Linked DNA regions of Mus musculus: region 1 is linked to region 2. Evidence: chromatin loops called from intact Hi-C (ENCODE). Cell type or tissue: heart. All regions are shown on one strand. Each heading gives the region's core, and the rest is flanking DNA. Links, peaks and the distances in the headings are about the cores only.

The links. Hi-C counts contacts between places; a loop is a spot of excess contacts. Peaks named below come from ENCODE experiments on the same cell type or tissue, not always from the same donor. Only the 100,000 strongest peaks of a DNase experiment are listed, where the experiment ranks them.
Region 1: it touches region 2 in a loop (7-fold over the local background); 15 of 42 quality-filtered maps call a loop at or near these places.

What each region holds. Positions count from the first base shown.
Region 1 is chr15:80,877,898-80,894,266 of GRCm38, forward strand. It overlaps Tnrc6b (trinucleotide repeat containing 6b), which reads left to right. Exons shown (of 25, transcript NM_144812.3): 8 at 970-3,309; 9 at 5,047-5,205; 10 at 6,310-6,485; 11 at 9,062-9,136; 12 at 9,933-9,978; 13 at 11,122-11,258. Among named protein-coding and RNA genes, the nearest start is that of Mir5113, 54 kb to the right of the region's middle. In heart, for the core only: a CTCF peak has its summit at 5,749 (motif pointing left); no DNase peak of the experiment used is centred there.
Region 2 is chr15:80,698,433-80,714,801 of GRCm38, forward strand. It overlaps Fam83f (family with sequence similarity 83, member F), which reads left to right. Exons shown (of 5, transcript NM_145986.2): 5 at 518-1,993. The coding sequence ends at 558. Tnrc6b (trinucleotide repeat containing 6b) reads left to right here and starts at 12,881. Exons shown (of 25, transcript NM_144812.3): 1 at 12,881-13,056. In heart, for the core only: CTCF peaks have their summits at 6,101 (motif pointing left), 7,850 (motif pointing right), 9,918 (motif pointing right), 11,374 (motif pointing left) and 1 weaker place; DNase peaks (open chromatin) are centred at 6,049, 7,939, 8,789 and 11,359; H3K4me3 peaks cover 953 bases; H3K27ac peaks cover 1,818 bases; H3K27me3 peaks cover 886 bases.

The sequences.
Region 1 (16,369 bases), core at 2,696-10,695, 180 kb after region 2:
TGGGAGTCTAAGCCTATCCGATGCATACTCCAGTATCTCAGGAGCTAGCTAAGGGACATTCAGAGAAGGCTTACTGAGCAGAATGCACCGGCCAGTCTGTGGAATTCACACGTTAGCAAGATAGGCTCACAGTGAAAAGCACAGTGTGGGGAAGGAAGGACGGGAACAGAGGCTACCATTTGAGGAAATAGCTCCGACAGTTCCTAGCGACAGACAGTTTTTCAGTTGACAAGCTCAGAAGTAGCTGCCTAGATAAAGTGGCACTTGAGGTATGTCTAAAAAGATGAATATATTTCACTGTGTGGAGTTGGGGAGAAAACGGCAGGTGCCAGTCTTGAATGGTGCCCAGAGTAAGACTGTAGACATCTTTGTAGAAAGTTATAACAGGTAGAACTGGGAAGACTGGTTGGCCTTAGGTCATAGAACATCTTAATGAAGCTAACCAACGGGTTTTGTTTTTCTGTGCACTAGGGAATTGTTAAACACTCTCAGAGAGCAGTAATGGAACCAAAGGGGTATTTTAGAAAAACCGCTCCAGCCTTGAGTGTTAGAATAGATTAAAGAAACATAGCATGGCTTGTTGCATTTTCTCAGGATACAAGAAGGTCCTTCTGTTTCAGTAAGAATGGCAAATAGGTAGCTTTGAGAGTGGATACAGAGTTGGATGTTGCACATGCAGCACTAGCTAGTGACAAAGAGGAAACTCTAGCATCTCCTCACAGGCCTGATGACCTAAATTTTAGTCCCTAAGACTCATATGGTAGAAGGAGAACAAATTGTCCTCTGACCTCCACACTGGCACTATGGCATGGGATACACAGTTAGATACTGTACTAAAATCACTCAAGAAAATCAACTAGGTAAACAAGCTAGTCTAGGGGATGCACTAAGCTTTCCAGAAGCAGTCAGAGCCCCAGGTGTTGATGATACGGATGTACAGCTGTGGTTAACAGATTATCTCTTTCCCAGAGTCAACCCTTGGAGGTGCTGCTGCTTCAAATTATGCAAATTCCACTTGGGGCCCGGGAGCCTCCTCCAACAGCGGCGCCTCCCCCAACCCAATTCACATCTGGGACAAGGTGATTGTAGACGGGTCTGACATGGAAGAGTGGCCTTGTATTGCCAGCAAAGACACTGAATCTTCTTCCGAAAACACCACCGATAACAACAGTGCCTCGAACCCTGGCTCTGAGAAGAGCAGTCTGCCAGGAAGCACCACTAGTAACAAAGGCAAAGGGAGCCAATGCCAGGCTGCAAGTTCTGGGAACGAATGTAATCTTGGGGTCTGGAAATCTGACCCCAAGGCTAAGTCTGTTCAACCTCCCAACTCTACTTCAGATAGCAACAATGGACTAGGAAACTGGAGGAGCACGAGTGGTCAGGATAGAATTGGACCTGGCTCTGGCTTCAGCAACTTTAACCCAAATAGCAACCCATCTGCCTGGCCAGCATTGGTCCAAGAAGGGACTTCTAGAAAAGGGGCATTGGAAACAGAAAGTAGTAGTTCCAGTGCACAAGTTAGCACAGTAGGTCAGGCATCCAGGGAACAGCAGTCAAAGATGGAAAATGCGGGTGTTAATTTTGTTGTCTCTGGCAGAGAACAGGCTCAAATTCATAACACTGATGGACCAAAAAATGGAAACACTAACTCCTTGAACTTAAGTTCACCAAACCCCATGGAAAATAAGGGAATGCCCTTTGGAATGGGCTTGGGGAACACCTCCAGGAGCACTGATGCCCCTTCACAAAGCACTGGAGATCGAAAGACTGGGAGTGTTGGGTCTTGGGGTGCAGCTAGGGGGCCTTCTGGAACTGACACAGTCTCTGGACAAAGCAATTCTGGAAATAATGGGAACAATGGAAAAGACAGAGAGGACTCCTGGAAAGGAGCTTCTGTTCCAAAACCAACTGGGTCAAAAAGTGACTCTTGGGACAACAATAACAGGTCTACGGGTGGGTCCTGGAACTTTGGCCCTCAGGACAATAATGACAACAAATGGGGTGAAGGGAACAAAATGACATCTGGGGTCTCTCAGGGAGAATGGAAACAGCCGACTGGGTCTGATGAGTTGAAAATTGGAGAATGGAGTGGTCCAAACCAACCAAATTCTAGCACTGGAGCATGGGACAATCAAAAGGGCCACCCCCTCCCTGAAAACCAAGGCAATGCCCAGGCTCCCTGTTGGGGAAGATCTTCCAGCTCCGCAGGAAGTGAAGTTGGAGGTCAAAGCACTGGAAGCAACCACAAAGCAGGAAGTAGTGACAGTCATAATTCTGGTCGTCGGTCATATAGGCCCACGCATCCTGATTGCCAGGCTGTCTTGCAGACTCTTTTGAGCCGGACTGATTTGGACCCTAGGGTGCTCTCAAACACTGGCTGGGGCCAAACTCAAATTAAGCAGGACACAGTGTGGGATATTGAAGAGGTGCCAAGGCCTGAGGGGAAATCTGACAAAGGAACTGAGGGGTGGGAGAGCGCTGCCACACAGACCAAGAACTCAGGGGGCTGGGGAGATGCACCCAGCCAAAGCAATCAAATGAAGTCTGGATGGGGGGAGCTCTCAGCCTCGACAGAGTGGAAAGACCCCAAGAGCACAGGAGGCTGGAATGACTATAAGAACAACAACTCTTCTAACTGGGGAGGAGGCCGAGCAGATGAAAAGACACCTTCCTCTTGGAATGAGAGTTCTTGTAAGGATCAGGGGTGGGGAGGTGGGCGCCAACCCAACCAAGGATGGACTTCTGGGAAGAATGGTTGGGGCGAGGAGGTGGATCAAGTGAAAAATAATAATTGGGAAAGTTCTGCCAATAAGCCTGTGTCTGGGTGGGGTGAAGGAGGACAGAATGAAATTGGAACTTGGGGTAATGGTGGGAATACAAACCTAGCATCAAAAGGTGGGTGGGAAGATTGCAAAAGATCCCCTGCATGGAATGAGACAGGCAGACAGCCCAATTCCTGGAATAAACAACACCAACAGCAGCAGCAGCCACCGCCACCACAGCCAGAGGCTTCTGGTTCATGGGGAGGCCCACCCCCGCCACCTCAAGGCAATGTTCGACCTTCTAATTCCAACTGGAGCAGTGGACCCCAGCCTACAACCCCTAAGGATGATGAACCCAGTGGTTGGGAGGAGCCATCCCCACAGTCAATTAGTCGGAAAATGGACATTGATGATGGCACTTCAGCTTGGGGAGACCCTAACAGTTATAACTACAAGAATGTGAACCTTTGGGATAAGAATTCTCAAGGGGGCCCAGCACCTCGAGAACCAAACCTGCCTACCCCAATGACCGGGAAATCAGCATCAGGTAGGTACCAACTCTTTTCTCATAGGTCCTAGTGAAATAAAAGAAATCCTGGTCTACACCCTATCTGTCAAGGTGCATCTATTTAACTTACTCTGAGAATCGTTCCTCCAGTTCCAGCTTTCTTGCTCTGAGAACCTTTCTGTGGTGCACTGGAGATGGCACCTGCTCTCATACATTACAGTGTCATTTCTTGGTACAAGGAAAAGATGATAACACTCTTGGTAGCCGTAATTATTTTTCTGCAATTATATTGGCCTGTATAATTTTTAAAATAACAACAACAACAAAAAAAAAAGTCACCAAATAAGCTTATGTCTTGCAGAACAAACTACTCTAGGTTTAAAAATAAAGAACCAAGGTAGAAAAAGACTGGCTTTCTTTCCTTCCTGGCTCTACCTATGAAACAGCCGCCTCCCCTTGTGCTTCTCTTTCTCTGCAAAGGAGAGCACTCTGGTGTTCTTCCTGAGACTGTCACAACGCTGTATCCAGCTGGTATCTGGACAGTTGGGGTCTCCAAACTTATTTTATTTTTCTAGAGTTAGGGCTGAAACCCAGAGATTTGAGCATGCTAAGCAAGTGCTCTAACTCAGGCTACATTCCCACCTCGTTCCAAGTGACTTCATTGTTGACTGTAGCAGGCAGTATGCGTACAAAGATGTTCTAAGGACAGTCAGATACCCAAAAGTCAACTGTTACAACAGTGCTTAATTCTCTTCTCAGTTTGGCATAAATGTCCCTGTAAAAAAGACTCACCAATTAAGAAAATGCACCTTTCAGGGTTATTAGATTATTTTTGGTTTTATTTAAAATTAATCATAATGTTAAGTTTTCCAGCATTCAAAGTAGAATAATTAGGAACACTAATTAATGTGCAAAGTGACTGTTTTTAACTAGCTCTTTTTTTTTAGTATTTAAAAAAAAAGTGAGGACAAAAATAGAGGCTACTCTTAACTGCTTATCCAGAGTCACACTTCCTCGTGCTTTAAGATCCTGTGTTCAGAGAAAACTCTCCAAACTGTACAGGAAAGCAAAGGACAGTGGATGAGCCTCCAGCCTCTGGGGCTTCCCACTGTAATGCGTGGAAGTTTGTTTCCTTCATAAGCCTTGCTCTTATGGATCACAGATATACCTAAGCTTTAAATCTTCTTAACAGGGAAGGCTTATACTTCTGCAATGTTCATCTTACCTTTTTTTTTCTCAGCTTTTTTAGTGGGGAAGAGTCAGGGAGCCTGAAAGTGGATCCCAGGGCCTTTCCCTGGTAGGCAGGCAGTAGTCCTGTAGCTCTGTCATCTTTCTTTTCATATATATTACACTTTCTGTAGCACAGACAGTTCTTTTGCTTAATTGTTTCATATGGAGCTCATTTTATGAACTCAATTTTGTCTGTCTCCTCTGGTAGATATTTAAGTTATACTTTATCCACACTTGATATGCTCCATCTCCTTCTGATATTGAAATTGATTCCATTTTTTTTCTAGAGTAATACAGTGACTACTGCTGTACATATAATTTCATTACTTCAGTACATTTTTTTAGGGTAAATTTTCCTGGCAGTGAGTTTACTGGGTCAGAAGTCATGTACATTGGAACTTTGGAAAGTGACTTAACCAAATGCTCTCCATGAAGATTGAATTTGTTTCTCCCAAGAAAGTATAACTGTGCCTGCCTCCTTCACTCCACTGGATCTTAAGTAAAGTATTCAATGGATCCTTAAAGACACACATTTCTTTTTTGCAGTCTGGAGCAAAAGCACACCACCTGCTCCAGATAATGGGACTTCAGCCTGGGGTGAGCCAAATGAAAGCAGTCCTGGGTGGGGTGAAATGGATGATGCAGGAGCATCAACCACAGGCTGGGGAAACACACCTGCCAACGCTCCCAATGCCATGAAACCCAGTAAGTAGACTTGGTTTGCAAGTGGCAACTTGTCTCATAGGCCTGGTCATTGGAAGTAGTACAGAGAAAAGCCACTCCCAGCTCCCTACTCTACATGAAGGCAAATCCAGATCCATACAGTATTTTTGGAGGGAAATGAATGTTTTCTTGCAAGTTTCATAGTAACAATATTTGTTAAAAGGGTGTGGTAGTAGAACCGACTGGAGACTGGTCTCCAGCGCCTTCCTCTCTAGTTGTCCTATCTGTCTTTTCTTCTCCATCTGCCCTCTACATTTTTCCTCCTTTCTTATCAAAGCCACATCTAGGATCCTTCTCAGTACCTAATGCATTTCAAATACGTTTATGGACCTAATAAGCTTCAAGTTTCCATTGCCTTGTGGGGGTTTTTTGTTGGTTGGTTGGTTGGTTGGTTTTTTAAGACAGAGTCTTTCTGTGTAGCCTTGGCCGTCCTAGAACCAAGCTGGCCTCGAACTCAGAGATCCAAGTCCAAGGATTAACAGGCATGTACTGCTGCCATCCGGTGGCCTTGTGGTTTTTAATTCCCATTTTTATTTCTGCTTCATCCCAACCAAGGTAGACCGTTGTGTTTTGGTCATACCTACTTGAAATGCCTGCATTTTGGAGTCTAAAGAAAGACTTGACACTCAGCTGCCATGCTCACTAAGGGCAACCATTTTCTTATCAATGAAATGCAACATTCATATTCACTCATTCACATAGACACAATTTTTGTTGAAATAGTCTGAATAGTGTCTGAAATAGTTGATACTGGCCTCAGATTCATGGTAATCTTCCTGCCTTAGTTTCCCAAGTGCTGGGATTACAGGTGTGCACCACTACCCAGTTTTGAAATTTCTTAGAATAGGGATGAGATTTTTGAGTTTTGAAACACTTATCTCCTTGGTTCCCGGAAGAACTATAGAAGCAGTCCAAAGATCTTGATTGTAAGGTCTGTTGTCTGCTCTCTTTATGAGTAATTCATTTGCCTTGTGTGTAGATGGAACAGACAAAACTGCAAAGATATTCAAATGCTGCATTTGCAAGAAATCTCTCTGTTTGTTACATGTATTTACTGCAAAGAATCGATTCACTCTTTCCTTAAAGATTCCAAATCTATGCAAGACGGCTGGGGGGAGAGTGACGGACCAGTCACAGGAGCTCGCCATCCTAGCTGGGAAGAGGAGGATGACGGAGGAGTCTGGAACACCGCCGGCTCTCAGGGAAGCACTTCCTCCCACAACTCAGCAAGCTGGGGACAAGGAGGAAAGAAACAAATGAAGGTAGTGCTTTAGAAAGGCTTTACAAAGGCTTCAGTTTGCTTACTCAATCCTAGAAGGTAAAACTGGGACTTGGTTCATGGAGGAAATGAGGCAACTGGAGTCACCGAGTATTTCCTTATAAATTAATAACTACTTCCCTTGTGTCCCCTAATCTTCCTATCCCATGACCTTGAAATCCTGAACAATTAGAAGTGGCACTATGAGTAAAAGGAAATTTGTAAGGTAGAGGTAATTGAGTTTAGGTTTCCATGTTATAATTATTTTCAGCAGTTCCTGAGGCCTGCTTTTAAAATGCCTTATGCTTTTGATTCTAAGACAAAAAAAGTCCTATGGGCAAATCTCCACAAAAATGTAAAAAAGACACCAAATAGCTGGCTTTCCCAGTGGTCGTTAGTGGGTCTTGATTTTACCTGACTCATCCCAAGGCCCCGAGCCCTTCTCCCAGTAAACTGAAAGCCCCGTTTTCAGCACTGCTATAACTACATTCTTTCCTCACGTCCTGGGCCAGGCTGTGTCTTCCAGACAACTCACTTTCCCGTATAACAAGTTTCCTCTTGGAATGTTGTGGTTTATTACTTATTTTACAGTCCAGGGGATGGAGCCCAGAACACTGAGAATGCTAGGCAAGCACTCTGCTGCTGCTGCTGCTGCTGCTGCTGCTGCTGCTGCTGCTACATAGGACCACTAGTTCTTCATCTGTAGCCATGATGTGTGTACCTGAGCCACCACTGTCTTGACAGATGCTGCTGCTGTTCTTCCTCCTCTTCTTCTCTCTCTCTCTCTTTCTCTCTCTCTCTCTCTCTCACACACACACACACACACACACACACACATTACAGAGTAGAAAAAAGGAAGATACACCTGTATGCTTCATTTTAACCTGAAAAACCTGCCCTATGAAATGCTTTCTAATCCTCCCAGGCTTTGGATTCCTGAAACTCTCTCACAAGACCATCCCCTGACCATCACCCTGGTCCTGAAGCTGTGGGTTTCAAGGCCCTGATTTCTTCTGTAGGATAGAACAGTTGCTTTCTGTGGAGACATTGGTTGAAGGAGCTCTTCCTGGGTTTCCCCTTCCCTAATGACTTCCTTCCTCCACTCTAGCAACTAAAGAAGTCTCACTACACTGCTCAGCGTCTTGGTACTCTAATGGTGTCTGGCCTGCTTTGGCAATCTTTTGGTCATTTACAAATTAGCAGTGGATCGAAATTAATTGAGTAAAAGATCCTAATTGAATCCTCCCAACTCAAATGGCAACCAAGATTTGCTTAATTGGAAGTTGAATATTTCAATTCCGATACCAGTGGTTCTGACCTTCAGTACTAAGGACTTCATTTTTTTGTTGGTGGTGGTGGTGGTGTTTTTTTTGTTTTTTGTTTTTTTGAGACAGAGTTTCTCTGTGTAGCCCTGGCTGTCCTGGAGCTCACTTTGTAGACCAGGCTGGCCTCGAACTCAGAAATCCACCTGTCTCTGCCTCCCGAGTGCTGGGATTAAAGGTGTGCGCCACCACACCCAGCCTAGGACTTTTTTTAATGTGATAAAATACACAAAATGTAAAAATTGTCATCTTAACCATTTTTCAATATGCAGGTCAGTGCCACTGAGTGTGCTCACATGCAGTTTGTTTTCTTCTAACGCTGAAAGCTCTGCACTAATAAACTCACTATCTCTCATGCTTGCCAGGACTCTTCTTTAATCTTAATAAAATATATATCTATCACCATAATATATAATTAATTATTAATTTATATATTATATAATTAAAAGGTTATTTATAATTATATATTGTATCTAACATGATATAATATGCAATGTTGTAATATATAGATATATTTGTATATAAGTATATAATATTATATACACTTATTTATGGAGCAAGCTGGTTGTGGTGGCTCATATCTGTAATCACAACCCTCGAAGACAAAAGGCAAAAGGATCAAGAGTTCAAGATATTCTAGGCTTTAGTGAGTGAGGACATCCTGTCTCAACTAACACCAACAATAATAATAAGTATGACATATCATAGCACATGGAATGTTTACCTATAGAATGTGCAGGCCCACAAAGCTCATCCCCCATCCCATTAATCCCTGCCTTCCACTGTGCCAGAGCTCAAGGATAGTGGCTTCCTCCAGGCCTCTTTCTCACTGAGAACTGATGGCCTCCATGCTGTGAACCATATGAAGAGCTCTCTGGATGCATTCCACATTGCCCCCACACAGAGTGATGTTGTGTTCAAACAGGCTCCTTTCCAAACAACATGCACCAGTAGCAATTCTTTCCCTGTTACAAGCCTGCTGGGGTCACAGAAGAGCATCCTACGGGAGGTGGCAGTGGCAGTATGTAGACATCTTACACAGTCTGATACCACTTCTTTGCATGTAAAAAGTAAACTTTGTTTTTCCACTTCACTATGATAAGTAGGAGTAAAAGCATGACTGGACCTAGGGCTTACTAGTCATTTAAAGCTATCAGGTTCAGGAAGGTGAACTCTCAGCTTTGCATTTTCAGTGTGGTTTATAGTTTGGGAGGTTGTGATGAGCTCTGTGACTGAGGTCATGTGTTTCATTCTGTAGTGCTCACTAAAAGGAGGAAACAATGATTCATGGATGAATCCTCTTGCCAAACAGTTTTCAAATATGGGATTGCTGGTAAGTTTCATTTTTCTTCATGTATAAACATAATCTCAAATTTCAGGCATAGTAAGTACACATGTACAGTACAAAATTACAGATTTAAATATGGGTTAAACAGTGTTCTTGGCCCTCTGAGCTAAACAGTATTTCTATTTTATTAAGTGATATATACCAACATTAAAAGTGAATTGTCTTTGTATCTTTTCTCTTGGAAAGGTGGAAACAACAAAGACACTTAAATGGACACTTGTTACTAGTGTCTGCACATCATTTTTAAAAATAAAAATAATCAGAATCACTATACTGGGATTCATTATGTAGAGAAAAATGTGTGCTGTGTCTTTACTTTCCTTATCTCTTGGGAACACTGTGAAGACATCTGGTCATGGTTGTCAAAAGACAAATGATTTGACTACACAGTTTAAGATTTGCTCACTGACACGTCATAAGAAGATATTATCACCATTTAGCTACAACTTGTGGAGTTTGACTATGCATACTTAAGAAGCAGTTTATTTCTCCAGGCAGCTGTTGAACTTGTCCTCTGTCCATAGCTGTACTGATGTTGCTTACATGTGTAATTGACATGTGTAATTACATGTGTTAGACACTTAATTAAGCCTTGATGGCCATCAAATTGTGATTGCAAAAATGTTACAGCCTTCACTCCAGTTTCAAGGTCACGGCAGAGGCTCTTGTGGAGTGCCTATGGTCATGAGGCTCTCACATGAGCAGGAGCGCCTCTTCTCTGATGTACAACGTGTATCCTCCCTTAATCCTTACTCACTTGTGTTTGCTTTGTTTTGTTCAGAGTCAAACTGAGGATAACCCAAGCAGCAAAATGGATTTGTCTGTAGGTATGTGTCTCTACAAACAGGAGGGGAACGTGTTCACGGCTCTGCCAGGCCCTTGGCATCTCCTGCCCTGCTTGGGTTGAGGCAGATTGATAGACATGCTTGATGCTAACTGCTTTATTTTATATCAGATTTCATGCACTAAAGCAGTATAGAGGTTGAAAATTCAAATGACTGAAGTTCCAGGAGAATGTGAAGGAATGTTAAATGCTAGGTTTAACTGTGAGGAGGGTATGTCCACCTCAGAAGCCAACCTTATTCTACTACATGAAAAGTGCAAACTTCACTGCACCATCCCTTATTAGCATCCAGATTTTTTTCCCAAGTACTGGGAGCTAGATTCAGATTATTTTAATATGTCTGTGATACTAGTAAACTAGACCATCAGATTGACTCTCTGTACCCCAAGGTTTTCATCTTTGTCATACTTTTCCGTTGTGACCAGAGCAAATGCAGGGGTCAGCCCATCGTCTGTGAGATTTTTCTCAGGAATGCTTTTGCTCACCCCGAGGAACATAAGAGGAATCAAACTAAGAGTAAGAGGGAACAATCTGGATAGCAGTGGTACTGTGTAGTTTGAGCTGCAACCCAGTTGTGTCATCATATAGCAGATTTATAGGGCTAAGGAAAGGGAGGAGGAGGAAGTCTGCATCACACATGCAGATGAAGCTTGAGCAAGTACTGTAGAAATGTTCAACTGTGTTAAAGTCTTAAGCTTTACATTTTTAGGCAACAGGAGTGCCTCTGATCTTTCTATTCCCCATAATTGCTTTAAAACTCTAACAATGTCTCTAACAAGTGCTAACATAACAAAACAGACTGGTCTCTCACTGAGAAGATTTGACTTTATGAACAAGATGTATTCTCACCCAGCACGTCAATTTTAACCTAAATATTGGCTTAATCAATTTGGCTTCAAGTCTCTCAAGTGTTCCATGGTAGACAAGCTACAGCAGATACATATTTAATTTTTGAAAAACGGTTCAGGAACAGAGCAAGCACCCTGAGCCAGTGAGAATTCTTCCTAGGCTCATTCCAAAGAGTAGAGAGGCTTTGTCCCCGGGTCCCTAGAGAACAGACGGGCCAGGCTACACGTGGCTCTTGAGGGGACATTGATTCCTGACATTTTTATTTATGTCCTTTCAGATAAGAAATTTGATGTGGACAAGAGAACAATGAATCTCGGGGATTTTAATGATATCATGAGGAAGGATCGACCTGGGTTCCGTCCACCTAATTCCAAAGACTTGGGAACCACAGACAGTGGGCCTTATTTTGAGAAGGTGAGTTGAATGCTTTGTTTCAAATAGTCGTTTATGAGAGTCACTGTGTTCTTAATTTGTCTGTGGTAGCAGCTAATTCTAGAGAAAGCATAAACTTACAAACTCAGAGTAAAACATGAATATCCCCTATATTAATGTGGTGACAGGAAAGTAACTGACGTCAACAGGTGATTGGGCAGGAACGAGAGCCATCTGTCCTTAATGTTTTTGTGATGGAGCTCTAAGTTTTGAGGGAGATCATGGGCATGTAGAACATGGAGAAGAAACTTTAGAGATAAGTTTACTCTTCAGTCTTCTTGTTCCTGCCGCTTTGTCAGCTACAGACAAAACTTGGACTTTGTGCAAACATTTGTATCTTCTACGATTGGTGCTAGGTCTGGAAAAGCTCGCTCTCTTTCCTACTTGCCTAGTGGTTTGTGTTTAGGTAAATCAAATTCTCACTCCTGATTGAAGCAAGTAATTTTTACTTACTTGTTCTGATTTTTTAACATTTCTAATGAAACTATTGATTCAAAATACTGTTTTATAGTGTTCCTGGGCCCCACAAGACATTTAAAACCAAAACATGGACATCTGGGCCAATAGCATTGCTGCCTGTCTAGGTGACACCATATTCATAGGAAGATTGCCTGGCTTCTGCTTCAGGAGCCACACCACCAGAGTAATGGGAAGTAGACTCATAAACAGTGTCTGGCAACCCTTGTCCTGATGCAGTGGATAAACGGTTTCTAACGGAGAGGAAAAGAAAGTCTCTATGGAAGAGGTTGACAGATGGTATCCGCTGGGCAACGAACGTGTGATGATTCTTATCCGATCCAAATTTCTTCCTGGGTTATTGCTAATCCACTCTCGCTTTGTTTATTCCTAGTGTGTCTCTCTTTCCCTTCTTGCATTCTGTTGCTTCACTAACCAACACTCATTGTGATTGGCTAACTCCTACTACCTTTCAGCTGACTTTGCCTTTCTCCAATCAAGATGGGTGCCTTGGGGATGAGGCTCCCTGCTCTCCCTTCTCCCCTTCTCCCAGCTACAAGCTGTCTCCCTCTGGTTCCACACTACCCAACGTCAGCCTTGGAGCAATCGGCACAGGGCTCAACCCCCAAAACTTCGCTGCTAGACAAGTAAGGAGGCCTCTCAGATTTGTAATTGCTTGGCTGTGGCCTCACCTTGGCCCTGGTCTTCAGTTTATTGCATCTTGTCTGTCTTGGGAAACTTGTTGATTACTGAATGCACAGAATGATATTAAGTGTAGGTTTTTACATCTTTCAGCCCATAGTCCATCTCTCTTCATGTTTCTCAACATGGAATTTACTTTAAATCTGTTTCTTTTATCTTTTCATTTTTGGTTATAACTGACTTAGGAAATTATGAATGAGACTATAATATAATCTAATTATACGTTTGCCATTTTTAATATTAAATTATATATTTTCCTGGAGAGATGACACAGAAAGCAACTAAGAGCACTGCTGTTCTTGTATAAGATCCAGGCACCCATATAGCAGCTCACAGCCTCCTATAACTCCTGTTCCAGGGGATCAGACATGCTCTTCTAGCTTCTGCAGTCACCAGACATACACATGAAGCACAGACTGTTCATATATGTAAACTAAAAGTAAATTTCTTAAAGCCATTAGAATATATAATAAGGAGTATTTCAAGAATCTCTTTAGTTTATCTGCTAATCAAAAATTAGTAAAACTAGTAATAAAGGGTTACAGTGTTTTAAAAATCTGGCTTCTGCCGGGCGTGGTGGCACACGCCTTTAATCCCAGCACTCAGAGGACGCAGAGGCAGGCGGATTTCTGAGTTCGAGGCCAGCCTGGTCTACAAAGTGAGTTCCAGGACAGCCAGGGCTATACAGAGAAACCCTGTCTCGAAAAAAAAAAAAAAATCTGGCTTCTTGGGGCTGAGGAGTTGAGTGTCTTCTTTAGAAATTAAACCATAGTATTTACATAGAGAAGGAGATCTTTAATAGTGAAGCTTTAAAGAGTAACTATTGCTCAAGCATTGGTGGTTGCCAAAATTAGTCCTCTAAGCAAGGGCCACACAGTAGCACCAGAACTGGCAGGCTCTTACAAGCCTGAGTGGACACAAGGTCTGTTGTAGTTTCGTGAAGAAACCCAGGAATCTGGGGCCATCAGTGCTGTTACAGCCACAGCTCCAACACTAATGCTTCCCTAGCTATGGTCCTGTGGCTCCTCACTTGCCACTGTGCCTTTTACCTCAGGATGAGCCCAAGAGCACAAGAGCACAGTGTGTGGTTGAATCCATTCTGTTCCGTGTGGTGACTTTCACATGAATATTAAAGGCTCAGGTAAAGCAGGACCACTTAGACCACACATAGTCAAGTTGTATACAGCTTCTCATATGCAGATTAAAGTAGATTGTGCTTTGTGCATATATTCAGATTAGTCATCTCCAGATTGGGGTCATAAGGCAGTTTTTCTGTTTCCTTCCTTTAATTTCAGCATTTTGTTTGTTTGTTTGCTTGTATGTAGTTTCCTAAACGGGATGGGTATGTATTGCTTACGTGAACAGAGAAAAACAATGTTTTGCAAATGCTAATTTTATATTGAGGTATATAAAATATAAAATAAAAATGTGGTTCCAGGCTTGCATAAATAACTAATGCTATTAGTAGGTAAACTCAAGTTTAACAGACCAGCTTCTAGCTTGGCATTGGATTTTTAAGAAAAGACAATTCCTCAATATCTTTGTAATGGTTGGATTCCTGCAAAGTCCATTGGTATCAGATTGGTGCATATGTCCTACCCAATAGGTCCCACCTGTTTCAAACTGCTATCATACGGAGTCCATTAAATTTACTTCATAATTAAAAGATAAAACTTAAGCCAGACATGGTAGCATATCTTTAATCCCAGTACTTGAGAGGCCAAGGCAGAAGGATCAGGAGGCAGGAGTTTGAAGCCAGCTTAGCTATAATGTGAGATTCTGTTTCTAATAATAAGAAATAATAATAATTTTTGCCAAATCACAGAACATTTCAATCAGTTCACTTTTTTATTTTAAATTTATATTCTTTTCTAAATTAAACCCTAGGGTTGGGACATAAATCCCCAATAATTAGGAGGACATAGACACAGGTCATCTTAGAACTTCCACATATACCTGAAAAGCTTGAACAATAGTCAGATATTGGCATGTGTACAGCCTTTGAGTCACTGTCTTCATAATTCCTAGATCTAATGTTTTTGAAGGCCACATATTGCTGCCTTCAGCAAACCTGAGCCAAGAAAATGAACTGAAGTACCATGTTAGGGTGACAGGAAAGCATTTGTATAGACTGCTGTCAGCGCTTATATTAACTTCAGAAACATCAGAATGCTATGTGGTAGCTTCAGACACCCTTGAATTTTGACAGGAAGCTGAAAATCTTCTTATCAAAGGAAAGGTTGAAGTTTAAAATAACTCTAGCTAGGTGTGGTAGCTCACAGAGGTGGATCTCTCTGTTCAAGGCCAGCCTGCTCTTCAAAGTGAGCTACATAGAGAAACCCTGTCTCGAAAAACCAAAAATAAAATAAATGACTCTAAGCTGGGTGCAGTGATGTACGTTAAACAACCCTTGGAAAAATAATGTCTGTGGTAGATCTTTTTCTGATATATACATATTTTAATTGCCATTTCTACTTTCTGTTTTTAATCATTTTTAGTTTTGGTGCTTTTTAAGTTCATTAATTTGCCTCTAGCAGTCTCTTAATCTAATTTTGAATCATTTAAGCCATCACAGTGCCTTGAGTGTTCTGGAACTTAATGATGTTATGTAAATTCTTTAAGATTACCTTATCCCTGTGTTAAACTGGGAATAATAACCTCAGTTTACAAAGGCATTGACTGCTGTCTTTGCTGAAGATGTTTTGTGGGATGTTTTCAAGTGAATGGTCTTGGGTCATAGATATATGCAAATGATATACATCCTGTAGCCTAAGGCTTTTTGGAGTTCTGAGAATTCCAAAAGGAAGGATTGAACTGATACAGAAAAAAAAAACAATAGAGAATGACTGAATCGTGGTTCTAGTGAACATCGGCAGAGTCCCTTCTGGTGTAATGTTAACACAGGGGAATTCGGTCACTTTGTCCATGGATGAGGAGGCGGTGTGGGGGAAGATACCCTTGGTGAGCTCTTTAATTCAGGCCTTGAGTAGGCCAAGCGTACACAGCATAGAGAACCTTAGGATGCCAGTGTGAAGGGTGGTGCATGCCTCCAGTGCCAGCTTGAGATACTTAGTAAGACACTGTTGGGAGTAGGGCAATCCTCAGACAGAACTTTCTATAGCTAGAAACAAATCAGAAAAGTGGAGGCGCCAGGGCCGAGCTTCCCTTGCTCTCATTAGGAGATTAGAGATGAGCTCAATGATGATTTATTGGGAATCATGGAATTAAGCTTTATTTTATATCTATAACTAGGCTGATATTTATACTTTTGAATGTGAAGTTACAGGTGAGTAATGTTATTTCCATAACCTAGAGTAATATGTAATGTGTCCCTTCCTTCTTATTTTGATGTGAGGTTGATGAACATTTTCTCATTTAGCAAGAAAGCTAACAGATTCAGGACGGGGAAGGGTGCGCAGCTAGATCAGGGTCCTTGTGAGTGGCTGATTGGCTAGTAGAGGAAAGTGATACCCACATTACTTTACACTGATAGTTTGGTTATAGTATGTGTTTTTACCCAGGTTCCTTTTAAGATGGATCTTATAAAGTCTTGAGAATTAAATTTGATAAACCCAAACTTATAAAAAGAGGGTTCTTAAGCCAGTTGTGGTTGCACATGCCAGTAATCCCAACACTTAAGAGGCTCACCTCAGCTGATCACAGGATGAGACCCTGTCTCAAATAAGCAGTCCAGAAATCTTGCACAGAAATCAGTTCCTCTCAGTCACAAGAAATGTAACACTACCTCTAACATTTTGTTAAATGTAACCCTTTCAGTTTATACTTTATCAGACCACCTGTAGTAAATGAGCTGCCCATGACTCAGTTCTAGTAACTGTCCACCAACCTCCCAATACAAAGAGCTCCTCGATTCTAAAATGAATGCTGTCATTCCATGCAGTAGAGATCTTCATTCCTAAGGATAGAAATGAGAA
Region 2 (16,369 bases), core at 4,036-12,035:
CCTCCCCAGGCACTTCTATAACTTAGCTATAGAATGGCTGAGTGGCAGACAGACAGGAGGCTGGACTGGAAGGCCAGGGCCTGGCTCTGACCAATGAGGAACAGGGCTACTACTTGCTTCAGCCCTGCAGTAAGGCAAATAGTTGTGGCTCTCATCCTTGCTACCCCCATACCCTCCTGTGAGGATCCCTGTGACTGCCTTTGATTTCGCTTTGAGAGCTTGAAGCTGCCTACAACATTTAGCTGCTAGTGACAGGAATCTTTAAGTCATTGGTATCTGACTCTAGAGTCCCTGTCTTTTTTGGTCAGAAGACATAGATCACTTGATGTCTCCAATCATGGGGATCCTGTGATCATGGTGAGGTCACCAATGTATGTTTGCTTTCCTGGGTTCCCTGTTGCCCTGGACTCCAGATCAGCAGCGTGGAGGTATTAGCCCTGAACACCAAACTCATAGTATGGATGGTTCAAGGTTGGACTTGTTACTTATGCCCTTCATGTCTGCACTGTCTCCACAGGTAAAGGAATCACCAAGGCCAGCAACTGTGTGATCTCCTGAGCTGCAGTGCATTGGTGGGCAGGACCTGCAGATGCCCACCCATCCGGTCCTATGCTGAGGAGAAGAACATGGCCTCTTCCCTGTACTAGGTCACACATCAGACCCTCAGCAGGCCTCCTACCCTGTAGCCTCCATTCCAGTCTTAGTGCTGGAATTCCAAACAGCAGAGTCTGAATCTCTTCTCAGCATCTAAACCGTCGCATGGCTGCAGCAGACCGCGGTGGCCTGACAAGAAACACCGCTACCTTGTTTACATGAAGTAGACGCCTGCCTAGTGTCTGCTTTCCTTGTTGCCAACCTGTCCTCCACTGGGCCAGCCCTCCTTACAGGTCCTCGGGTGGGACAAGGGCCATTCTTTCTGCCTTGGTAGGACAGAATGTCCAAAGCAGCCCCAGCCACTTTGCCTTCTTCTTGGACATCTGGTGCTGTCTAGTTCTCCATATCCCAGAGGTTGGTGGGAAAAATGGAAGAAGGTGGGACTCTGAGCCAGTCTTGCTCCAGGTGGACTATGCAGCTGGAATGGCTGGAATATTGTCTATTATGGTCTTCAGACGCTCATTTCTGATGGCTCCTGAACTAGTCTGCTACTGGAATTGTGGTGGGGATAGGAATACTTCTGCCTCCCTCCAGCCTGTGGCAGGATCTGACAGTGCTGGCAAAGAACCCCTTTCCTTTCTACACTGTAGCCTGCCTGAGTGCCCTGGGATTCCCTGGATGGTGCTGTTGAAAGCTAGAGCTTGTAGAGTGCCTTTCTCGGGCCTGCTCCTTTCAGTAGGCTTTTGTTTACAGACCCTGTGGAGGGTGGGAGGAGGATGGGCCCTCAGGACATGAACATTTGTGGTTCCTCCCAGCCCACCCCCCATTACCCACTAGGGCTTCCTTCATGAAACTTCAGCCAAAGACTAGCCATAGCCTCTTTCAGAATTGCAAGCTGTTCTCAGAAGCCTCCGTTTCTCTAAGTCAGGTTGGCTTAAGTTCCAGGACAAGCAGCCACCTCCCCTTACAGTGACCTGTCCAGGCTGAGGGAGAGTGAGTGTGACATAGACATCTCCGACTGTAGACTCTGGTCAACCCTCCTGAACAGGCAGAATGACAGAGGGGCAGAAGGCCACAATGAAGCCCTTCTAGGCCTCCAAGCCAAGATCTTCTCTCTTTCCTTTCTGAAAAGACCTTGGGCACCACTAGTACCAGGGAGGGACAGGGGCATCTGCAGAGGCAGCCGGTGAGAGGCAGGGAGGAGGCATTGTGGACTACAGTGGGCAACACGTGGCGGCCTGTTCCTGTATCTGGCCTCCCTGCTGGTGGGGAGGGAGAAGGAAAATAATGGATGGCCTCAGTCCATAGTCCCCTCTGTCCACCCCAAGGTTAGCCCCACCGTGGCTTCCCAAGCCTTTGTGAGGATTAAACACTTCTGGTAAGTGCTTCCTGATACAAGGCTGGCAGTGTGGTGTGTGCTTATTCTGGAGGAGTGGCAGGGAGGCCTGGGTGATGTGGGAAGCCTCTACTGTGGTGGTCACCTTGAAGATGTGGGATACAAGATACTTCAACCATGGGGAACGATGTAGAGAGAATGTAGTGTATGGATGGATGTGTCACCTGCCAACTAAAAAAACCTATAGAAAATGATAGGAGGTAGGACATCCAGGAGGCAGAAAGAATTCTGGGACAGAGCCAGGCACAGGAGAGGTACCAGGGAAGATGTGATGAGACAGACACATGGTACCTAAGCACAGATAACCAGCCACGTGGGAGAATGTAGGTTAAAATAAATGGGATAATTTATGATGTAATAAGAGTAAAGCCTAGCTAGCTATATGGCCAGGGTATTTACAAATATATTTTGAGTCTGAGTCTTATTTCTGGGAGCATGGAGCTGAGAGGAAGAACCGGACTAAACATTTACAAATGGTGCCTCTTTGGGTGCCAATTATAGATTATTAATACTCTATATATAAATTCTGAAAATTGATAGGTGGCAATTATTTCTTAACCCCCAGCTTTTCCCCAAATAGCCACACAGAGACCTTTTAGTATTTCAAAGCCCATGCAGCCATGTGGCTGGCTATATCTTCCAGGCTTGTAATCACATCTGCCGACTCCATGTCTCCTGGCTAAAGGGCTTTTCTCCTCCTCTTTCTCATAGTTCCTTTCTCCTTCCCAGGAAGTCCTACCTTCAACTTCCTGCCTAGCTAATTAGCCATCAGATTTTTATTAAAGCCAATCAGAGAATGCCTTGGGTAGGTGAGGAAGGACAGAGACAATTTCACACAGTGTACCCCAACAGAAAGAAATGAGACTCCATGTAGAGTGGTGGCCTGAGACTAGGAGAAAGAGCTGCTCCAAGCCAGTCTGCTCAGGCCATCTCTCTTCCCAGTGAGTGAGTGACGCTACCCTCTCTCACCCTGTCCCTGGATCAGGCCTCCTGGACAGGCAGGCAGAGGGAGAGTGCTCTTCCCTACCGTGCTGCATTTCTCTCACTCCAGTCATGAAGCTTTGAAAGAGGAGTTCAGGAGTGAGTCCAAGTGAAGGCCACGAGCCCCAAGCCCCACATCACAGTCAGCAGTGGCCAGCACTGCAGCGTCTGTTTGGGGAGGGGCTGTGCTGTGTGCTATAGGATGTGGCCCAGGCTGACCTCCAACTGCCACTCCTATTCTCCTGAATCCTGGGGTTACAGGTGCGTGCTGCCACACCCAGTTTACCTTGTGTAGCCTTGGCATGGTTCTGTGGCTCTGAGGTTGGCTGACTTGCGTAAGATTTTTCCATCCTGGGGCAACTTCCCCCTCTCTCCTAGTTACCTTGGTTAACACTTCACTGTCTCCATCTCCTCAGAACAGGTGTGTTTATGTGCACACATCTGCCTTCTTTCACTTAGCTCTCTGTCAGATTTCCTCCCAATCTGTCCCCCCCCCCCTTTTTTTTTCTGTCTCAGCCATAGAAAGCACCATGGGACATACTTCTGTGTGCCCTGGAGTGCCCCCCCCAAAAAAAGAGCCAGAGCGGACAGCAAGAGAACCTTCAAACTCAAATGAGGCAGGGTGGGAATTCCTATCCAGCTGTCATGGCCGTAATCTGAGTAAACAGGACAAGGTGCCCTTCTGCAGCTAATAAGCCCTGTCTGTGCCATGGCTGTGGTTTCTCGCCTGGCATTCCCTACACTCAGCTCCTCTTGCCTATGGGGCCCAGTGGCTGGCATGAATCACCTGTACTGATTTTCCAGAGGCACAAGGTTTGCTTCCAAACGGCACCCTAAGCTCAATGAGTGGAGCCTGATCTAGGTGGAAAGAATGCACTCTAGAGAAGAGCGAGGGGCAGTGGGTGCAGAGACACAAGTGCACTCACACGCGAAGTAATTGCAGGACGACGCACCAGCCTCACAGAATTAACCCCAGCCTTCCACCCCTCCCGTCAATGCTTCTGCCTACCTTCCCAGCTGTGAAGCAGGGACAACACTGCTTCCAGATAACATGCTCTGCTGTCTGGCATGATGCGAGCCCATTCTTCCTTGGCCAGGCTCTGAGTGCAAAGACCAAGTCTGTCTGGCTCGCTCAGTGCCGTAAGCACAGTATCCTCTCAGTATCTGTTGGCTAAAGGTTGAAAATTGGACAGCAGGGGCCAGCAAGATTGGTCAGTGGATAAAGTCACTTGCTGTACAAGGATGGTGACCTAGGTTCAATTCCAGAACTAAGGGTGAAAAAGAACCAACTCCCAAAAGTTATTCTTTAAATCTCCATATATACACACACACACAGTGTATATATGGACGTCATCACTCACATATACATATCCGTGTCCTTTCAAAGGGAAGCTAAGAAGGACCTTGAGATTGGCAGGTTAGTACAAAGTTCCTGTAAAGTCATGGCTGGGGTCCAGTCATGGGGACATTCTAGTTAGTGCACTGTATCTCTGCCTTTCCACAAAGGCCATTCGGACAGAAATTTTTATCCAGGAAAGTGGTTAGAAACTACAGCAGTGTCTAAAGATACCCAAAAGCAGCTCTGGGAACAGGAGCCTATGTCATCGGAGATAAGCTAGGACCTGCCATGGAAGCCAGCAAACATGTGGGAGCCTGCAGGAGGAGAAGCACAAAAGACAAGAACAGAAGGCATGCCCACGGTGCCCGTGGCTCTAAAAGGGGAAAATCCATTGTATGCCAAGAATCTTGCTTTATGGTTTAAATTTCCCCATCAGCAGCTTTGACTCCCTTGGATATGGCCTGGAGCTTAGGAGAGTTGATAAGGAAAGGCAGCTCACTGCTTGTCTGCAGTGAATTGTTTAGTAAGTAGATGGTTCCTGGGTGCCAGGCGTGGGGACCCAGGGAGACAGAAGAAGGCAATGTTTGAAAGCAGAGTGGCTCAAGCCAGGTGATGGTGATGAACGCCTTTAATCCCAGCACTTGGGAGGCAAAGGGAGGCAGACCTCTGTGAGTTCGAGGTCAGCCTGGTCCACAGAGTGAGTTCCGGGACTGCCAGAGCTACAGAAAAAGACTGTCTCGAAAACAACAACAAAAAAGAAAAAGAAATGAAAGCCAAGTGGATTTGTGCTGTTTGTGGTGTCTTTTGTGGGACATGAAGTAGAATAGGTTGGCCCAGGCACTGTCTGCTAAGGGCCCAGCTGGCCTGTAGAATGTGGGTTTCCTTATATGTCACATGGAGAACACCCACCTGGGGCAAAGCATGTAGCATAAGAAGCTACAGGCTTGGAGCTGCCACAAGTATTTTCTGATAGACTCTCCTGTGCACCTGCCTACCCTGGCAGTTAGTCAAATTGATGGTTCTTGGCTGCACACTGGACTCAGTACTCGTTCACCTGGAGCGAGTTTCAAGGCCCAGATTCTGAAAGTAGGGAAGAGAAAGCCTGCTGAAGTCACTCAGTTGGACAGGGACCTGTGCTCTCCATGTGTATCATGCCCCCACCTCAGAAGGCAGCCAGCGTAGTTGGTCTCCTGAAAAAAAATCTCACTTTTCTAGAGTGATAGTTTTGGGTGAGATGGATAATTTTAACTTCTTGTCGGGGGCTGGTGAGATGGCTCAGTGGGTAAGAGCACCCGACTGCTCTTCCGAAGGTCCAGAGTTCAAATCCCAGCAACCACATGGTGGCTCACAACCATCTGTAACAAGATCTGACGCCCTCTTCTGGAGTGTCTGAAGACAGCTATAGTGTACTTACATATAATAAATAAAAAATAAATCTTTAAAAAAAAAAAAAAAACTTCTTGTCTGGAGAGAATTCTATAAGTACAAAATACAGCTTAAACAAAAGCTAGGCTTCTATACTGTGGAGAAGCCAGCCAACTCGGTGACACACCAGCTCGGCATTCTCCCCCCCCATCCCCCCCTCCCTCGCCATGCCACTCTACCCCCCACCCCTACTCCTCCAATAAACTTCAAGCTCCCTCAGGTGTGTTCACCGATCTTCTCTGCCAGTGGCTGCCTGATTACCCTCACAGCTACTATACTGGGAGGAGCCTCCAGCCTTCCCCAGGAGTCCTGAGGAGCCTGCGTGGATAGAGGCATTGGTGGAGAACGGCTGACACCTTGTGGCCAGCTCCCAGCTTGCAGCATCCATCTCTGTGTGCAAAGGGTCAGAGGAGTAAGCACTCTGACCTTTGACCAAACCTGACTGTGCACACTTCTAATCCCATTACTTGAGAGGCCGAAGCAGAGAGGATTGTTGCCAGTCTGCATAGTGAAAATGTGTTCCACATTTAAAAAAAAAAAAAAGAAGTTTTAGGCTTTTGAGACATGTGGTGCCTGTCCTGACCTCAGAGTGACACTGAAGCAGCCACACACCATACATAAATAAGTGTTCACAGTTGAGTTTCTATAAAACTCATGGGTACTGGAGATGTCCTCACGTACTTGTCGAGAATGCCCAAGACGTGTTAGTATTATGATTCTTTTAGTCATTTAAAACTGTGAAATCTCAGGGCTGGGGCAGTGGCTGCTCTTCCAGAAGAGTCAAGGTTGATTTCCAGCCCCCACATCAGGCAACTCCCAGCCACCGTAACTACAGCTCCAGGGGCTCGGAGCCCTTCGTCCGGCCACTGCAGGCACATGCACCTGCATATACATATATGTAACTAAGACAAAAAAAGTTCTAAATAAAAATGTAAAAACTCAAGCTGTGTCCATATTTAATATTCTGCTAGTACCCCATCTTGGAAATCTTAATAATTTTAAAATAAGAATCCTTGAGTTTTCCGTCCATACCAGCCTTATAAATTATGTAGGCAACCATGACTGGCAGAAATCTTTGCTTTAAAATGTTATATTTGAGCTAGAGATGAAGCTTGGTGGAGTGCTTGCCTGCCATGCATGGAGCCTTGGGTTTGACCCCCCTAGCACTTCATAAACTGGACATGATGGCTCGCGCACATAATCTCAGTACTCAGGCAGTAGACAAGAAGATCAGAAGTCCAGGACAGCCAGGGCTATACAGAGAAACCCTGTCTCGAAAAACTGAAAAAGAAGAAGAAGAAGAAGAAGAAGAAGAAGAAGAAGAAGAAGAAGAAGAAGAAGAAGAAGAAGAAGTTGTTCAAGGTCATTCTTAGTAGCTACAAAAGGAATCAAGGGCATCTTGGGATACATGAGACCATGTTTTTTGTTTTTTGTTTTCTTGAGACAGGGTTTCTCCGTATAGCCCTGGCTGTCCTGGAACTCACTCTGTAGACCAGGCTGGCCTCGAACTCAGAAATCTGCCTGTCCCTGCCTCCCAAGTACTGGGATTAAAGGCATGCGCCACCACTGCCCAGCTGAGACCCTGTATTTAAAAATTAAAAAACGTTAGGTCGTATCATTGTCTTAGGGTCAAGAGTAACAGATCGGACTTAATACATGTATTCCTGCACAAAGAGGCTAGTGGCCTTAGAGGCGAAGGAAGGATAAGGACCTAGCGCTTCCCCATGAAAAGCCTGAAGAACACGCAGGTCCTTGGAAAGGGCCTACAGAAAGAGATGGCAAGGGAAGTTCATGAACAGTTGTGGAGGTAGGAGGGAGGCTGGCTATTTTGGGAAGCAAAGAAAGAGCGAAATCTCAGAGTAAAACGTAGTGGGGGAGTCATGGAAACGGGCCTGGGAAAGTCTCTTGGATCTTGGCCACAAAACAGGTTAGAGAAGAGCTTAGAGAAACCGGCTTCAGTCGAATTAATGAAATCCTGAGCTAGAGAAGGAGGGTACAGTGACCGAGGTGGAGAGAGCCACAGGCTATTTATTATCTAAGAAGTTGGGACGAGGGCCCGGAGGGAAGGAAGGATCTTTGAAGAAGAAAATCAGGTCCCAGTTGGAATGCAAGGAAAGGCCACCAGGGGGCGTAACTTAGCCAGGAAGATGCCTGCCTTTTTCACCTGAGTTTGTAGGGAAACAACAGGGTGACTGGGAGTTAGGGCTGCGGTGGGGGTTGGGGGTGGATGGGTCCAGTCAACTGTTCCAGTAGGGACTTATCTCTCCAGCGGCACGCGAGTTCTCTGGTCACCGTAGCTTCATGAGCAAGAGCTCACTCGTTTTGAGTCAGACTGCCTAGTTTCAGCTGCTCCCTGTGGTAACCTGGAACAAATTGGCTAACCTCTATTTTTCTATCTGGAAAGTGAGAACTGCTATTGTGGGAAAGATTGACCGCTGTAATCCAAGCAAAGCCCGCAGTACAGTGTCTAACATACAGCGTGTGTCAACGACAGGATGGGGGGGGTGGGGTGGGGGAGGGGTGTGTGTGAACTGCTCTTTTGTGTCTTAGAAGCGGCGAACACACCAAAAGGGTCAAACGTCCACTGCTCAGCGGAGTTGCTTTTCAGGAAACGCAGTCATAAAAACCTACAGGTGATTTGGAAGTGACACAGCGTCTATCTCGAGGGCTTTTGTTGCATAATAAATGCTACCACACATGTAATAAAAGCCTGTGAGCATGTCCTCTGTCATCTACACCCTCCAGCTTGTTCCCCCCTACCCCATTGCTCCTGGTTATTGGTCACCAACACAGCCATGCTCCAGCATCAGCTGTCAGCTGTCACCTTGACTTTTGGGTTAGGATCCCTTACGGGGATCACCTCATTGCTACGAGCTTTAAGAATTAACAAACTCTTTTACACATCTTGCCAAAAGTCTCAGAGCATTGAAAGGCCAGAGTATGGAGGGTGTTCGCTTGTGCCGCAGAAGTCAGAACTGGAATCGATCCAGCTGGCTAGAACTGCCCCAGGCCTATGGGTCATTGCAGAATCCTTTGCAAAATTTCCTATTGGTTTGGCTCTTGTCCAGGCTAAGGGCAGAGACCGAAGCACAGTCTCTCAAGGGAGATAAAGGAAGTCTGTTGCTGGGGAATGGCTGGGAAGCTTTTGGTAGCCATCCAAGGCGGCTATCACTCATTAAATCTGCCTTCTCCTCCAGCAGAAAGCCAACTTACAGAACACCATATACAAAGCTCCCAGAATAGTACAGGGCTCCAAGAACACGGTGCACGTGGCCAGTGTACAAATGTGCAGCGGCTTGAGGATTCTTTTTGCCTTCAAATCTGGGTGGGTTTGAGCAAACTAAAGAGCATTTTCTCCAAGTGGCATCCTGAGAGGAAATGAAGAGAATATGCTAGCCTGGACTGCCTTTCTGGATTCCAGTTGATTCTGCCATCACCAAAGCTTGCTAGGAAGCCGCTGGCAATGACAGTGAGGGAGCTCAGAAAACACCTTGGACCAATTCATTAGCTTTACTGTCCCACCAGGCCTAGCAAGCCTATAAATCCTGACGTTGACTCCAGTAGGAATTTGAAACCTTTGCCTCCCATCATAAATATGTTATTGATTTGTTGGCTTCCTTCCTAGCTGTATAGGATAGGAGGAGAAATTCTGGCCAAGGCCGTAGTTTGCGGGAATGAGGGATCTCAGCTCCCAGACAAGACTGCATCCATCACATTCCACTGTTTGCTGGAGGATGAAACCTGTGTTTTTCTATTCCTGAAAGTCTGCAGGAAGGCACACTCCTCTGTGAGCGGGAGGCTATAGGATAGCATTGTGGGAAATGTTTATTTCCTACTTTAAAACATTCTGTAGTGTTGACTTGAACAAATGTTCCATTTACTCAGTACTACTTTTTAGATTTCTTTTTTCTTAGACCCAAGTCTTACTATATATCCTAGGCTGGCTCTGAACTCTACCCACCCCCTTCTGGATGCTAGGATTACAGGTTGATGTCCTTTTTTTTTTTTAAGATTTATTTTATGTATATGAGTACACTGTAGCTGTACAGATGGTTGTGAGCCTTTATGTGGTTGTTGGGAATTGAATTTTTAGGACCTCTGCTTGCTCCGGTTGGCCCCATTCACTCAGTCCCTGCTCACTCCATAAATAAATAAATACACTGAGGCTGTCTTCAGATGCACCAGAAGAGGGCGTCAGATCCCATTACAGATGGTTGTGAGCCACGATGTGATTGCTGGGATTTGAACTCAGGACCTTCAGAAGAGCAGTCAGTGCTCTTACCCGCTGAGCCGTCTTCAACCAGCTCACAAGTCTATATCCTTATACTGAGCTTTTCAACATTAATATTGTTGTCAGAAAAGCAATCTTATATGGAAACAGCAAAGACATGGATTATAGGAAGAGCAGAGTTGGGGCTACTCCTCGATGTTCCTATGGTTTTCCTGATCCTCTTCCTCTCCTTACCAGGTCACCACCTGTCACCAATCTCTCCCTGGCTAACCGCATATGTCTCGTAGTTCTTATAGATGTAACTTCTACTTGAAAGTCAAGAACCACATCCTTCCCAGACTGGGTCCCCAGTCCTTCGGCGTTCTCCCAGGACACAGTCTCCAGCAGTTCACTGTGATTGCTTTACCTGCTGCCTACTCCACAACAGTGAGGGCCCTGGCACAAAGGAGATTTTCTTTTTTTAATCTGTGGAGCCACCCTTGGACCTTAGGAAAGTTCTTAATAAACTCACTATGTAATTACTGAACAATAAGTTATTGGGGGGAATCTTTTATAGACAGATCGATATCAAGGGACACAAGATGAAGAAAGAAAACTATTTCAAAGAACTTACAACAGGGATTTGCCCAATAATTCATAGAAAACCAACCATTATCTTGAGGATTAAGACTGAGGTGATGGAGACAGTGGCTTAGCGGTTAAAAAACATTTGCTGTGTTTCCAGAGGACCTGAGTCTGATTCTCAACATCAGTGCTGGAGGCCGTTCATAATGGACTCTATTCCAGTTCCAGGACACCCAGAGTCATCTTCTGGCTTCCATGGCAACACACACACACACACACACACACACACACTCAACATAGATACAAATGCACATACATGTGAATAAACATAGAAGTAAATATTTTTAAGTAACATAAAAACAATCAACTCTGAAGGCTGGGAAGGTCTGAACCCTTGACATTTCTCACTGTGTTTTCTGGTTTCTGATCTCTGTTTTGAACGCTAGTGTGAACTCTGTGCTTGGAGTCATCAGATTTCACCTCTTTAGGTCCTTTATTAGACTTTGACTTATGATTTCTCTCCTGCCCTTGAATTATCCTAGGAATACCTGCCATTTGCTCTTAGTTGATGTTTGTGAAATACCTTGTCTTCCTCTGCTGGAAGGGTGTAAGTGCTGAGCCTACTGCTGTGTTACAATGGCTGTTTCATTGTTAAGCCAGTGCCAGTGAGATTACACAACAGCTTGGATAGGGAAGGGGAACAAGGGCTATGAACCCCCTCACCTACAAGGGACAGGGATTTGGGATGGTAATACGCTAACATGCCCAGATGTGGGTTAGAGTCCAGCATAGGTTCCTGGAGATCGTTTCGGTCCCAGAGGCTGGAGGCTGGTACTCTGGCAGTGGGTCTTAAGCATTCTGCCCTCCCCTGGCTGAAATGTGGAGTCGCTTCCATTAAAGCTGTCACAGAGAAAGAATCCTGTGGCCAGAAGCCAGGAGAACACACATGGCTTGCTCGACATCAGCGGCTCTGGAAGCTTTCCTGGAGGCAGAGGACTGTTCCATTTGCATGCAATCAATTATTTCTAAAGGGATGGATTCTTTATCTCACTCTAGACTTAATTTCTCCTAATTTCGAATTCTTTATTCTTTCAAAGGAACAAGCTAAAGATGGTCAGAGGTGTGTATGAGTGTTGCTTGGGCACATAAGTATGGTAAAAAAATGACCATTTACAAAGACAAAGAAACAGAATATAGATTTTATACGTGCTTCTTGTCAGGAAAAATATACTGTTTAACTTAGAACAGGGAAGAATGGTGCCTAGGAGGATATGATGACAATCTTTCTAAAGTTAGTCTCCAATAATGTTAATGACAAGGTTTCTAATTGCCAGAAACTGAGTAATTTAGGTTCTGAAGGAAACAGTTTTAAGATACTGGGTTGACGGACGGATACTATTCAGAGATACTAAGGCATGTATAGAAACGAGTCAGACAGGCCTAGAAACCACCTTATGTCCCAAAACTTCTTTCTAAATGGGTGACCTTGGATAAGTCTCTTAACCTCTTTTGGCTTTGCTTCCTGTAAAATTACTGTTTAATCAGAATAGTTTCTGTAAAGAATTGGGGACCGTATTTGGAATAAAATACAATAAATGATAGTAGTTATCACTGTCAACTTTCAATGACTAAAGATGCCCCGCTCCTCAGCCAAAACGTAGTGTGGAGAATCCGGATCTGACGGACAACACGGAAGTGCCCAATAAGAGGCCGGGGTAGGGGGGTGGGGGAAACAGTGGAATCAAACCAATGGCATGGGCCCTTGTTGTTGGCCGCTTTCTGGCTGATCCACCAATAGCTTAAGGATGTGACTTGGGAGCGACACCCTGACAGTCCAATGACGCACAACCAACCCACACTCAGCAATTCGGAGGGGATAAATCAAGGAGCCTGCACGTATAGATTCCGTTATTAGTGCAGTCTCGAATGGTGAAAGGAGCTTGGGGGAAACAGCCCCTGAGAGAGGCATTAGTGAGCTAAAAAAGGGGGAAGAGATGACTGCGCTAGGTGATCTCGGCCGCCATCATGCTCTAGTTTCCCCTTCGTCTCTCTGGGTCCGCGACCGAGGAAGCGGCCTCTGGGATGCTGAGGGGGTGTGTCCCCTCATGATTGGCGCAGGCCGCTCAGCCAATCCCAGCTCGGCAAACGGGAAGCACTTAGCCAATGAGGGGAGACGGCAGCGGCGAGGACTTAAGGGAGGAGGACCAGCGGCTTGACGGGCACGAAAGCTAACCAGTGAAAGCTAGAGGCATCCTGCCTGCGGCCAATGGAGTGGGGCTGTGGGCGGGCGCCAGAGTGTTTGTGTTGTGGTTTTGGGGGAGGGAGGCGGAGGGGAAAGTTTGTTTATTTTGTTTTTAGTTTCTGGGGTCCCCGAGCTTCGGCAAGGTGAAGCGAGCGACCGTGACCCCCCTCGCCTCTCAGCCTCCCCGCGACGACGCCTCCACAGCTTGCGGAGGAGCGGAGACCGCGGTCACCGCTGGGCTCCACAGCGGAACGCCGCGCACTCGGAGCCGGCGCGGCTCAGCGGTGAGTGAGGATCGTGGGCCGCGCGGGCCTGCTCCTTTCTCGGGAGCCGCCAGGCGGAGCGGAGCGGGGCGACCCAGGGTGGGCGACTGAGGACGCCCTCGGGGGCGCGCGGCACGGCCCGCTGAGGTGCAGCGTGTGCGTGTCCTCGCGCGCGCGCGCGCGCGACGGGAGCGAGCCGGGCGGGAGGGGCGGGTTGGGGGGGGCGGGTGGAGAGAGCGCGCGCGACCCGAGTGGGCCGCGGCGGGCCGGGGCGCTTGCCCGGGGCGCGCTGTGGGATCGCAATGTGCAGACGTGAGGCGGGGGAGGGGTGTGTGAGGGACGCGCGGTCACGTCGGTCGCGAGGGCCTTGGTGTCCCCAAGTATTGGGGCCGGGACAGACCGGCGTCACGCGCCTGCAGGTGTGAGCGGAGGAAAGGGCTTCCGGGTGGGCCGGTGGCTGTCCGAGCGCTTCGTGTCGCCTAGGGCCCTCTGAGCTGCAAATGCCAGGCGGTGGGGCGCGAGCATCCGGTGTCCCCGCGCGGCGGGCGTGCAGGCTTATGTGCTGGACCCCGATAGCGAGGTTCCACGGGCATCCCGCGAGAGCTGCGTGCGGTCGGGGGTGGGGTGCTGTGGCGAGGCGATGCTCACTTTGGATGAGGAAACAGACGAGGGGCGAGGGGCGGAGGGATGACAGATTTGGAAAGAGCCTTGGGAAGGGTTTGCTACCTAATGCTGGTAAGGTGCCCTTTAATTCCAAACTAACGGATTTGTTAGTCCATGATGGCTAAATAAATATCTGGTCCAGTGAAATTCACTACAGTGGCTATCACGACACCCAAGAACAGCAGCCGTCTCATCCATCCTTAGTCTTGGACGCAGGTCACCCGTCTGAGACTTTGAGCTTCAAGCTTTCTCCTGTGTCTTTGGGCTGCTTGGATTCTGAATAAAGAGTACCAACCAAGACTCCGTGAATAAAAACATCATTTGTACCTCCTTCACAGTTAAACATAGCAGTAAGCTGTACAAAAATCACACATCCTAGCCTTTTGTGAAATGTTTCTCTTCGCTTGTGGGAGATTTCAGTTCTTGACTTTAAAACTATGTGTTCGCCGTGGGTTTTGAACGCTCCTTAAAGAGCAGAGCATGGAGACACTTGTATAGCATGAGTATCGATGTAGTAAGTGGGAGGGATATCAGTGTAGTAGTAGTCTCTACAGGTAGGCATATACTGGATAACCAGTATCCAGAATACAGATTAGACTGGTTTGTCCCACTTGGGATGCATGCCTCTGTGTGTTTTGTTTTGTTTTGTTTTGTTTTTGAGACAAGGTCTCATCATGTAGCCTCCGCTGGCCTCGAACTGCTTTGTAGACCAGGCTGGTCTGGAACTTACAGAGATCCACCACCTGCCTCTTTCCTGAATGCTGAATTAAAGAGGCTCAGCTTGTTCTTCACTGTTTTTAAGGGCTTGTCTTAAACTTGATTGTCTGAGTATGTAGTTTCTGATAGTACTTAAAGGAGTAAAGAAAACAAAACAAAATAAACTGTCCATGCTACATGGCTCTTTTAACCCATCATATCCTTGAAATCTTCCCTACAAACAGAAACTCTTTTTTTGTTGTTGTTTTTTGTTTTTCGAGACAGGGTTTCTCTGTATAGCCCTGGCTGTCCTGGAACTCACTTTGTAGACCAGGCTGGCCTCGAACTCAGAAACCCGCCTGCCTCTGCCTCCCGAGTGCTGGGATTAAAGGCGTGCGCCACCATGCCTGGCCAAACAGAAACTCTTAAATGGTTTTTGGTTTTTATTTTTGTCTTATGAGACAGGGTTTTTAAAATGTTTTAGAATCAAAACAATACTTTTGCTCCCTGTTAGTACTGGCTACTGTTCATTGTATGCTTACGCTGTGTATGTCTTCCTCTCTGTAGATTTTTAAATCCTTGCTTGAAGCCTGTAGGGCAGAAACTGTCATTGTGGGAGGGATGAGGACAGGGCTCCCAAGAGCCATGCAGCTAGGTTTAATCTCAGGTCTCTTTGGTGTTTTGTCTTTGGTGTTTTGTCTTATTTTCACCTACTGAATCATCCAGAGGGAGAGACGCATAAAGACCACCGAGAAGCAGAGAAAGGGAGGAAAGGAGAATCCACTGACTTCACTGCCTGAACCCGGCTTAAGACTGAAATGTTAAATCGAGACTATTCTTGTTTTAGAACTAAGCACCTTTAATAAAATACGTCCAATCTTTGTTTTTTTTTAATTGACATACTCATTGTACATAGTACTGCAAAGCTCTGTTTTTGTTTGAATTTTTACATTTCTTTCTTCCTTAGGTCTTGTTATGTGGCCCACCTGGTCTCATACTCGTGATCCTTGTGTCTTGACTTCCCCAGTGGAGGAATTACAGATCTTTGCCACCTCAAAAGAGTCAGTCCATCACCTTCTCCCTTTTGGGGTGTTGTTTTGTTTTGTTTTGAGATCTCACTCTGGACCAGGATACCCTGGAGTTCATTATGTTGCCCAGGCTGGACTTGAACTCTTGGCCTGCCTTAGCCTCTTGAATGCTAGGATTATAGGAGTAAGCCACAGCGTCCAGCTTCTGAAGACTTTTCCTTTCTGTCTCTGTCCACTCGTTCCTTATTCCCACTCAGGTCTCTTAGAGCTCCTTTTTATTTTTGTAGTTATCAGCCTGTGATTCAGGGCCATGTCTGTTTTGTTCGCCATGAATGCCAGAGCCTGTTCAAGTGTCAGGTATACAGCAGACTCCTGGAAAATATTTGTTGACTATGTTATGAATTTGACTTTTACTCTTAGTATTTATTGTTATTTTTAAATTTCTTGTAGCCTTGGCTGCCTCCCTCCCTCCCGAGAGTGTCTGAGATTTGATGCCACTCTTAAGAGAGCTTTCCACATAAAGATAGGTCTGAAATCACTGTGTGGAGCTTTGGACTGAACGCATTACACCCTGGTTGGGTTGTGCAGGCTGGCCTAGCGTTGCACCTGTTACTCTTCTCTGTCTCAGCTGCTCTTGATTTCTCTCTCCTCTCTGCAGCATGTTGATTCTAGAGACCTTGTATAGGTTCCAGCCCAGCAGCCGGCTTGCCCTTTGACATTTGCTGCCTTTGACATTGACAACTGCCTCTAGTGTTTCACCCCTACACATTGCCCCCACACTAATCTTCCTGAAAGATTGCTTTATGTTTTGTGCTCCTTCCCAAATCTACCACAAACACTTAGGTTGGAAATCCTCAATGGCGTTTGATTGCCTAAAGAGTTTAAGCGCCTTTGCCTGTTATTTACAGATCTTTGCACTGGTACTGCCCAGTAGAAATAGAAAGCAA